Linked DNA regions of Homo sapiens: region 2 is linked to region 1. Evidence: chromatin contacts called from ENCODE Hi-C or POLR2A ChIA-PET data. All regions are on one chromosome and are shown on one strand. Each heading gives the region's core, a stretch centred on a gene start or an enhancer-like site at or near the end of the contact. The rest is flanking DNA. Distances are from core to core; before and after follow the strand shown. Region 1 overlaps LOC107986154 (a long non-coding RNA gene). Region 2 has its middle 180 kb from the start of LINC02015.

Region 1 (4,370 bases), core at 337-2,836:
AGAAAGAAAAAAGAAAAAAAAACATAGCAAGTAACCAGTAAGTGAAAGAAGAAAAGGAAAGATTTGTAGTGGGAATAGCAGGGCAATATGGAATGTCCACATGGAGCTAGGACCTGCCAGAGCTATAAACCTGTAGCATTGGAAGAATCATATTGCTCTAAATTCTTTATCTACCATAAGAGAAAACAGAGATTCTGGGGGATATAAGGCAATGGATGATTTCCTCAGGGCTAGGTCATTTCAATCCTTTCCAGTGGTTCGATATAACACCAGATCACCTCATCGTGCTAGTGGAAGGCATCAGGCAACTGGGAACTACCTATTCCCTATAGGATTTTGTTCTACTGTATTGCCGTATTGCAATGCCATCCATAGTAGCATACTTTTTATTTTCTGTTATAAATATATAATCTCATAGAATAAGAATGTATTCTTTCAGCTGCTCATTAGTTGAGTCTAGTTCTCCTCATATAAAGACTTAAAAAAAAAAAAACAAACACCTATTTTAGTAACACTTTCTGGAACATCTTTAATTTTCCAGATGAATTGTTCACTAATTAGTATCCCAGGAGTGTGAGTGCTATAAATGATAGATACTCTTTTAATTTTAAAACTAAGATGGCTTGGAGAATTTTTAAATTTAAGTCCCAAGAAAATTTAACAGAAATGCTGATAAAAATGGTATGTCATTCTATGCTTATGTTCAGTGAAAGAAATCGAATACATTTATTTTTCCCAAATAGTTAAGTTTACAGAGTTTCCTAATAAAGAGTGGTGATATAGTCTGGGTCTGCATCCCCACCCAAATCTCATGTCAAATTGTAATCCCCAGTGTTGGAGGTGGGGCCTGGTGGGAGGGGATTGGATCATGGGGGCAGTTTGCCCCTCAGTGCTGCTCAGTGATAGTGAGTGAGTGCTCATGAGATTTGTTTGTTTAAAAGTGTGTGGCACCTCTCCCCTCTCTCTCTTCCTTCTGCTCTGGCCTGCTGCCCCTTCACCTTCCACCATGATTGTAAGTTTCCCAAGGTCTCCCCAGCCATGCTTCTTGTACAGCCTGTGGAACCATGAGCCAATTAAACCTCTTTTCCTAATAAGTTACCCAGTCTCAGGTATTTCTTTATAGCAGTCTGAGAATAGACTAATACAAGTGGTATGCCCTAAATTACCATGCAACCTAAAACTTAAAGGGAGAGATTAAATAAAACAACATTTTTGTTTATTAAAATAACCATCTATTTAAAAATGTTCATTACTTAATAATGACCTATAATATCCATTTAAGCATCAAATTGGGCAAAAATTATTTACAAAGTTCTACTTTTGTTTCTCTCTTTAAATAAAATATTGGCTTCAGAGCACTCATAAGTTAATAGACCAAAGAGAATTCTAATCTTTCGATTCTCGGCCTAATTTTCTCCTTTCATTTTCAGTATGAACATAGGGGTTCCAGGTAGACATTGAAACAAAACTTTAGAAGGATTAAAGAAGGAAGTAAGAGCCAAACAAGGAAAAAATAAGAAACAAAAAAGAATGGGGTAATCTCTCCCATGACAAGCCCTGAATATAAATAAGGGTGCGGTCTTAAAGTGAGTCATTACTCCATTGCCTACTCCTTTCATGGCAGAGACAGTGATGTCGTGGAATAGAAGCTGTTAAAGAGGCTTTATATAACTATTAGCCTCTGAAACAATAGACAGGCAGCAGGGTGTTGTTCCAGAAAATGTTCAAAGAGGAGGAGTAATTTTGTCCTTTACAAATTTAATATCTTCTCTTTTCTCCTATATCATTTGGAGGAAGCGCCTTTTTCCTTTTTCTCTTTTTTAAGCAAAATAAGCGTTATGCACTAGTAGGTAGTGAGTGAATTCTCTTTGCCAGCAGGAAGAAAAGCAATTTTTGAATGCCAAAAATAGCTCCTTTGTGTGAAAATATCACATAGCCCAAGACATTTTTGGGAGAAAGCAAAGATTCATGTTCTGAATTATTGTTTTTTAAATATACAGGCAGAGAAATGTTAATAATAGAAAAGACAGAAATTGATGGTCATTTCAAAGTCTGAATGTTTATCCTGTTTACGACACACTCAGACTTTTGTGTGGTCTCAGTCATAATTCCTCTCCCAGGCTATGTCTCTAGGAGATAGGTATTCCTAATCATTCTGTTTGGGTCAAGACATTTTATTCCTTCCCTACCTTTTACTACTTGTTCCTATGCAACATTACAAACCAGCAAAGTATGAACTGACCTGGATATAGGAGATGGCCCTAGAGCTGTAGACAGAATTAAAAATCGTATCTTTTTTTTTTTTTTTTGTAAAGCACCCCGACATCTTTGGGAACCGTTCACTCTAGGGAATCTTTTTATCCATTATTTGCAAATAGCAGACCATCAGCCAGTTACAAAGACTTTTGATAGAGGTGGTGGGCATCTTTTACTTTCACCCAACCAGTATCCCTTTCTGCTTCATTTGATAGTAACATATCCTTTTCTTTTGAAAAACTAACCATTCTTATTACATGTCATTTTGATGGCACTGTCAGTCCAACTGTACTGCCTTCCTTCTGGCCAGTGAGTGGATGGCCATGTGAACCAGGCTGGGACAGTGAGATGTTTTCCTATGAACGTGAGTATTGAATGGAATGACACAAGAATGGAACATGGTCACTGACTCACTTTGCTAGTGGTTCTACTTGTCTGACTGCTGAATGAATTCTAACTCCTGACTGACAGATTTTGGAACCTGGAAGTAGAGTGCTCTTATAGCAAAATCTAAAATGAGACAGTGGTTTTGGAAATAGGCGGTGTGTAGAAGGTGGAAACTGTGAGAATTTTGAGTAGAGTATTGGTGAAAGATCAAGTACCTTGAACCCATTGTGCATACAATTTTGAATTATGAGGAGGCTGGCAGTGAGGCCTTAAAGGAATGGGAGAAAAATCTTATTGGAAACTGGAGGGAAGGGCAGAAACTTAACAATACACTTGTCTGCAGGAACATGGAAAGTAGAAAATGTGCCTGATAAACTAGGGGATCTAGCTGAGATTTCCAAGCAGAACGGTTAGTTACCACCCATTTTTTTTTTCTTGCTGCTTATAGTAAAACATGAGATGAGAGAAAGCTAAACTAAGGGAAGGACTGTTAAACAAAAAGAAGCTGGATCTTGATGGTTCTGAAAGCTCTCACACTATTCAGAAAGTCGGAGATGCTAAAACGGAGATAATGTCTAGGGTGTGGCCATAAATCTTTTTATTAAGATCTTCACAATTCTCTGGTACCTCAGAGAACCTTCAGTCAGACTGAAGGGCCCCTTAAGGAGATTAAGAGTGTGCCACACAGATTCTCTCAGCCAAAGAGTAGAGCTTCTAAGAAGCCTAAGGGCATTGTCCCCAGTCATCTCAGCAGAAGCCCAAGGTGGAAGGGAGATTATCTGTAAGAGGTGTGTGGGTGGGGCTTTTGTCTGATGGATTTAACCTGGAGAAGTTTCACAGGAAACCCATAAGGTTCTCAAAAGAGATAGATACAGAAACATTACCACTTGGATGGAATGGGACAGTGCAGAACAGTACAGAATGAAGACAGGGCTTTGAAGGCCCAGAATTTTAACACCTGCTATATTTTGCAAAACTAGAAAGAAGACTAGGAGGGTGAAACCAAGAGCCCAGAGGGCAGAGTGGAGAAACACGAAGAATTATTTCAGATATGAGACCTAATCAAGGATCTTCCAACATTTGCCTGGCTCAATTTTAGAACTGCCATGGACCTGTAACCCCTATGTCTTCCATCCCCTACCCCTTCTTTGAACAGGGTCATATAAGTGCTTATCTTATATCTGTCCCGCTGTTGCATGTTGGCAGAGGAAGACATAATTTGCTCTTGTTTTATGGGTTTAAAAATAACAAGGAATTGTATTTGAAGAGCTGTGCTTAAAGAACTACACTTGAGAAACCACATTCATACTTGGACCTGATTTAGATGACGAGATTATGGACTTGAAGCTGATATTGCAATGGAATGAGAATTTTGAAGTCTTTGGGGGCAGTGAGTACATTTTGCATTTGAGAGGTAAATAAATCATTGGGCACCAGAGGATACACTGTGGTGGGCAGCCTATAAGGTGGCTCCTAGTGATCCTTGCCTTCTGGTATTCACATCGTTTTGTAATACCTTCTTGCTGAGTGTGGGCTGGGCTTGTTGACTCACATATAACAAATAGAATACCTGGGAAGTGATAGGACAGTAATTGAGGGATTAGGTTATAAAAGGCTGCAGTTTTCATCTTGGAGGCTCTCTCTCACTCTCTTTTGAATGACTTACCCTGGGGAAGCCAGCTGCCATGCTATAAAGCATAAGGCAGCCCTGTGGCAAGTCCCATGGA
Region 2 (4,995 bases), core at 2,225-4,724, 73 kb after region 1:
GATAGTATAGTTCAGGTCTTTTATAACCTCACTGATTTTTTAAAAATCAACTTGTTCTATTGATTTCTGAGAAGGAAGTACTGAAGTCTCCAAGTATAATTGATTTGTCTGTTTATCCTTCAGTTCTACTGGTTTTGTTTTAGGAATTTATATTCTCTGTTTCCGGGTATATCTGCATGTAAGATTGTCATATCTTCTGGATGGATTGTTGATTAATTCTTTATTGATATGTATGTCCCTCTTTGTCTCTTGTAATCTTTCTAGATTTGAAGTCTACTTTTTTGGTATTAATATAGCCACTCTAGTATTATTTTGATTGATATTTTTATGAAATTACTTTTAAACCTTCACTTTTAACCTATATATGCATTCATATTAAAGATAACTTCTGTAGAGCATATAGTTGGGTAAACCTTTGTATTCAGTCTGATGATATCTGCTTTTTAAATGTGATTTTTGGAATGTTTTATTTGACATAATTATGTATGCAGTTGGATTCAAATCTACCATTTTGATAATTGTTTTCTGCTGGTCTCATCCGTTCTTTGTTTTTCCTTTCTTTGCCTTCTTTTGGATTATTTTAATTCCATCTTACCTTCATTTATAAGAAGGCTTAATAGTTATGTGTATTTTTCACGATTGCTCTAGGGTTTATATTATACATTTTATCTTATCATTCTCTACATTCAAATAATATCACATTATTTAATGTAGGAACTTTACCATAATCAAATTCTAGTTCTTCTCTTTGATCCTATGAATTATTGTTGGCATATTTTGCTTCAACACATGGTACAATATATTGTTTCACTTTTTGCCTTAAGCAATCAACTATCCTTTAAAGTGAATTTTGAAAGAAAATATCTTATATTTGTGTTCATTTTTACTATTTTTAATGATTCTCTTTACTTTGTGTAAATCTAGGTTTTTATTTAGTACCAAAATTTCTGCCTGAAGAACTTCCTTTAACGTTTCTTCTAGCACAGGTTTGCTGGCAAAGATTCCTCTCTGTGTTTGTTGGTATGTAAGAAGAATCCTTGTTTTGTCTTCATTTTGGAATGTAAGAAGAATCCTTGTCTTCATTTTGAAAGGTAGTTTTATTGGGTATACAGTTCTGGGTTGACAATTTTTTCTTAAAACCCTTTAAAGATGTCACTCTTCTGTCTTGTCTTCTGCTTTGCTGCATTCCTATCTTTGTTTCTTTGCATGTAATGCTTTTCTTTCCTCTGTTTGCCTTCAAGATATTTTTCTTTAATTTTAAGCATTTTTGATGTAATATCTAGGTGTGTGTGTCCTCTGAGCTTCTTAGATCTATGATTTGCTTTGTTCGTTTAATTTGAAGAGTTCTCAATCTTTACCTCTTTAAATATGTCTTCTACCTCATTCTGTCTCTCTTCTATTGGGACCCCAATCACACATACCTTAGGCCAATTGATACTATCCCACAGCTTTTGGGTGCTCTGTTCTTGTTTTTCTTCTCTTTGTTTTCTTTCTTTTCTGTTTCATTTTGGGCAATTTTTATTTACCTATGTTCTAACTAACTTGATTGGTTTTTCAGTAGTATATGGTCTGCTGATAAGCTCAGTAAAGGAAATCTTCATCTTTGATAGCATTTTCTCTTTCTACTAGCATGTGTATTTGACTTAAAAAAAATACTAGGTCTCACTCTGTGATGTAGTTTGGATTTGTGCCCCACCCAAATCCTTGTCAAATTGTAATCCCCAGTTTTGGAGGAGGGCCTGCAGGAAGGTGATTGGATCATGTGGGCTGATTTCCCCCTTGCTGTTCTCATGATAGTGAGTGAGTTCTCACGAGATCTGGTTGTTTAAAAGTGTAAAGCAACTCCCCCTTCACTCTCTTACTCCTGCCTCTGACGTGTAAGATGCGTCTCCTGGAGGGGTTCTGTGGCTCATGCCTGTAATCCCAGCACTTTGGGAAGCTGAGACAGGTGGATTGCCTGAGGTCAGGAGTTTGAGACCAGCCTGGCCAACGTGGCAAAACTCTGTCTCTACTAAAAATACACAAATTAGCCATGTGTGGTAGCAGGCACCTGTAATCCCAGCTACTTGGGAGGCTGAGGCAGGAGAATCACTTGAACCCGGGAGGTGGAAGTTGCTGTGAGCCAAGATTGTGCCACTGCACTCTAGCCTGGGCAAAAGAGCGAAACTCCTTAAAAAAAAAAAAGCACCTCCTTCCCCTTCTGCCATGATTATAAATTTCCTGAGGCCTCCCCAGAAGCAGAAGTCTGTATAGCCTGCAGAATTGTAAGCCATTTAAGCCTCTTTTCTTTGTAAATTACCCAGTCTCAGGTAGTTCTTTATAGCAGTGCAAGAATGTACTAATGCATTCTGCTGCACAGGCTGGGGTGCAGTGGCGCAATCATAGCTCACTGCAGCCTCAAACTCCTGAGCTCAAGCAATCTTCCCATCTTAGTCTCCTGAGTAGCACAGACTACAGGTGCATGCCACTATGACTAGCTAATTATTTTATTTTTTGTAGAGACGGGGTCTCACTATCTTATCCAGGCTGGTCTCAAACTCCTGGTTTCAAGTGATCCTCCCACTTTGGCCTTCCAAAATGCTGGAATTACAGGCATGAACCACCACTACCTGGCCCATACTTGATTTTTTTTTTTTTTTTTTTGAGACGGAGTCTTGCTCTGTTGCCCAAGCTGGAATGCAGTGGCGTAATCTCGGCTCAATGCAAGCTCCGCCTCCCGGGTTCATGCCATTCTCCTGCCTCAGCCTACCGAGTAGCTGGGACTACAGGAGCCCGCCACCACGCCTGGCTGATTTTTTGTATTTTTAGTAAAGACGGGGTTTCACCATGTTAGCCAGGATGATCTCGATCTCCTGACCTCGTGATCCACCTGCCTCGGCCTCCCAAAGTGCTGCGATTACAGGCGTGAGCCACCGTGCCCAGCCTTGATTTTTTAAAGGTAGTTTCTATCTGTTGTAATTACTATTTGTTCCTATATATAATCCGTCTTTCCTACTAGATACCTTAACATATTAATAATGGCTATTTTATTCATCTGATTGCTTTAAAATCTAGGTCATTTCTTTGGTTTTGTGGATTGCTTTTACCATTAACAATTGATAGCTCTTTTTGGGTTTCATTTGTGTGCCTTGTAGTTTCAATTGAGTGATTCCATTGTGTGAAAAGGAATTACTGGGTCTGAGATTAATAGTATTTATGTCTGGAAAAGGACTTGCATCTTCTTTGGTGAAGTTCTTAGCATGGTGAGTGGATTTAATATAGTTAGTTGTTGATCTGGGCTTGGATTATTTTCCTTGATAATGCTGTTCTAATGTAGCACTGGCTTTAAATCTTACAGCATTTGTCTTCCATTAGCTTGTGCTTAGTGTGGTGCCTGGGGACCTGGAGGATCTTTCTCAGTGCTGGAGTTGTACTCTCTGGTTTTGGTAGAACCACCCTGCATAGCTGTGCCACACAGGGAGTTTCTCTCCTAGCTCGTGACCAGCAGTACACTGTTGTTGCATGTTAGTTTTGCTAGGTTTGTAATGGAATGATGGCATTTTTGTTTTGTTTTATTTTCCTGGTCAGTCTTAGGCAAGATTTGTGTGCCTGGGCCTCAGGGGTGGGGCTTTCTCTACATCCTGTTCTTCTTTTTCACCCCAGCCAAACACTGCTTTATATTTTTTTGTGGTCTTAGGTAGGAGTTTCCTGTTCTTCCTCCAGTTATGACAGATCTCTTTGTGTTATGAGTGTAGGATGCTAGGTTCAAGACAATTTCTTGCCTTTCCCCCAATGTCTTAGTCCATTTGGGGAGCTATAACAGAATGCTATTGACTGGGTGACTTATAAACAACAAATTTATTTCTTACAGTTCTAGAGGCTGGAAAGTACAAGATCAAGGTGAAATCAGACTCTGTGTCTGGTGAGGGTCCTCTTCCTGGTTCCTAGAAGGTCATCTCCTTTCTGCATCCCCACATTGCAGGAGGGTTGAGTGATCTCTCTGGGGTCTCATTATGAGGACACTAATTCCATTTCTGAGTGCTTTACTCTCATGATCTAATTACCTCCCAAAGGCACCAGCACACTGAGGATTAAGTTTCAACATATGAATTTTGAGGAGATACAAACATTCAGTGTATGGCACTCAAGTAGAAGGACTTTTGCTTTTACTTCCATCTCAGCAAGAATGGAGGCTGTGTCCTAAGGATGAGAAGCTTTTCTACTCCTTTCCCAATAAAATGTTGGTTTTATTCTACTCCTATACCAGAAGCAATGCATCTTTACCCATTTGCTGAGAGTGAGAGCGTTCATTGCCCTTCTCTAGAATATTAAGGCTTTTGTTTTGTAGGAAAGAACAGTTCAGGGAAGTAGGCACAGCTCTGGCCTGGTCATTAGTAACTGCCAATCATCTCCTTTATGCCTGTGCCACACTGAGTGGCACTCTTCCCTGTAACCTGCTCATCCTCCAGTCTTTCTTGTAAGCATCTGATAGAAGTCTGTGGAATAGAAAATGTGAGTGTTGGCTTCCCTACATCTGGTTCTACCAGCTCTTCTAAACTTACATGCTTGACCACACTTAGTATTGAAGAATTTATTAAGCTTTTGCTAAGTTGTTTTTATCCATTTTATGTTGTATACTCTGATGTAGGTGAATAAGTTTGTGTATCTGTTTTTTTTTTTTTTTTTTTTTTGAGGCTTGCCCTTCTTTGGAATTGCATTTATTTGATTGTCTTATATCATGAATTGAGTGTTGGTATCTCCCAAAATTTCATATGTTGAAATCCTAACCCTCAACATGATGGTATCAGAGGTAAGTCCTTTGGGAGGCGATTAGGTAATGAGGGTGGAGTCCTCATGAGAAGGGTTAGTGCCCTTACATGAAGAGACATGACACCTTGCTCTTTCTCTACTCTCCACCAAATGAGGATACAATGAAATGAAGGCCATATACAAACCAGGGAAAGTATTCTCACTGTAGACTGGATCTGCCAGCACCTTGGTCTTGGACATCTCTGC

What was found. A loop is a pair of places that touch in the nucleus more often than their neighbours do. ChIA-PET counts read pairs that join two places held with the same protein, here RNA polymerase II (POLR2A). Pooled maps may share reads with other maps.
Region 2: a loop to region 1 is called in a pooled map, with 5 times the contacts of the local background. The contact joins two enhancer-like sites. A Hi-C loop is called at or near these places in 1 of 168 maps with a recorded cell type or tissue (Caco-2) and 5 of 50 pooled maps. POLR2A ChIA-PET finds 5 or more read pairs at or near these places in 2 of 52 experiments (Panc1 and naive thymus-derived CD4-positive, alpha-beta T cell).

The regions. Positions count from the first base shown.
Region 1 is chr3:177,926,830-177,931,199 of GRCh38, forward strand. All of the region lies in intron 1 of LOC107986154 (a long non-coding RNA gene), which reads right to left. Among named protein-coding and RNA genes, the nearest start is that of LINC02015, 110 kb to the left of the region's middle. Within about 2 kb of position 1,587, at least 5 of the 41 ENCODE cell types and tissues checked have a DNase peak (open chromatin) inside an H3K27ac peak, as active enhancers do.
Region 2 is chr3:177,998,322-178,003,316 of GRCh38, forward strand. No RefSeq gene overlaps it. Among named protein-coding and RNA genes, the nearest start is that of LINC02015, 180 kb to the left of the region's middle. Within about 2 kb of position 3,475, at least 3 of the 41 ENCODE cell types and tissues checked have a DNase peak (open chromatin) inside an H3K27ac peak, as active enhancers do.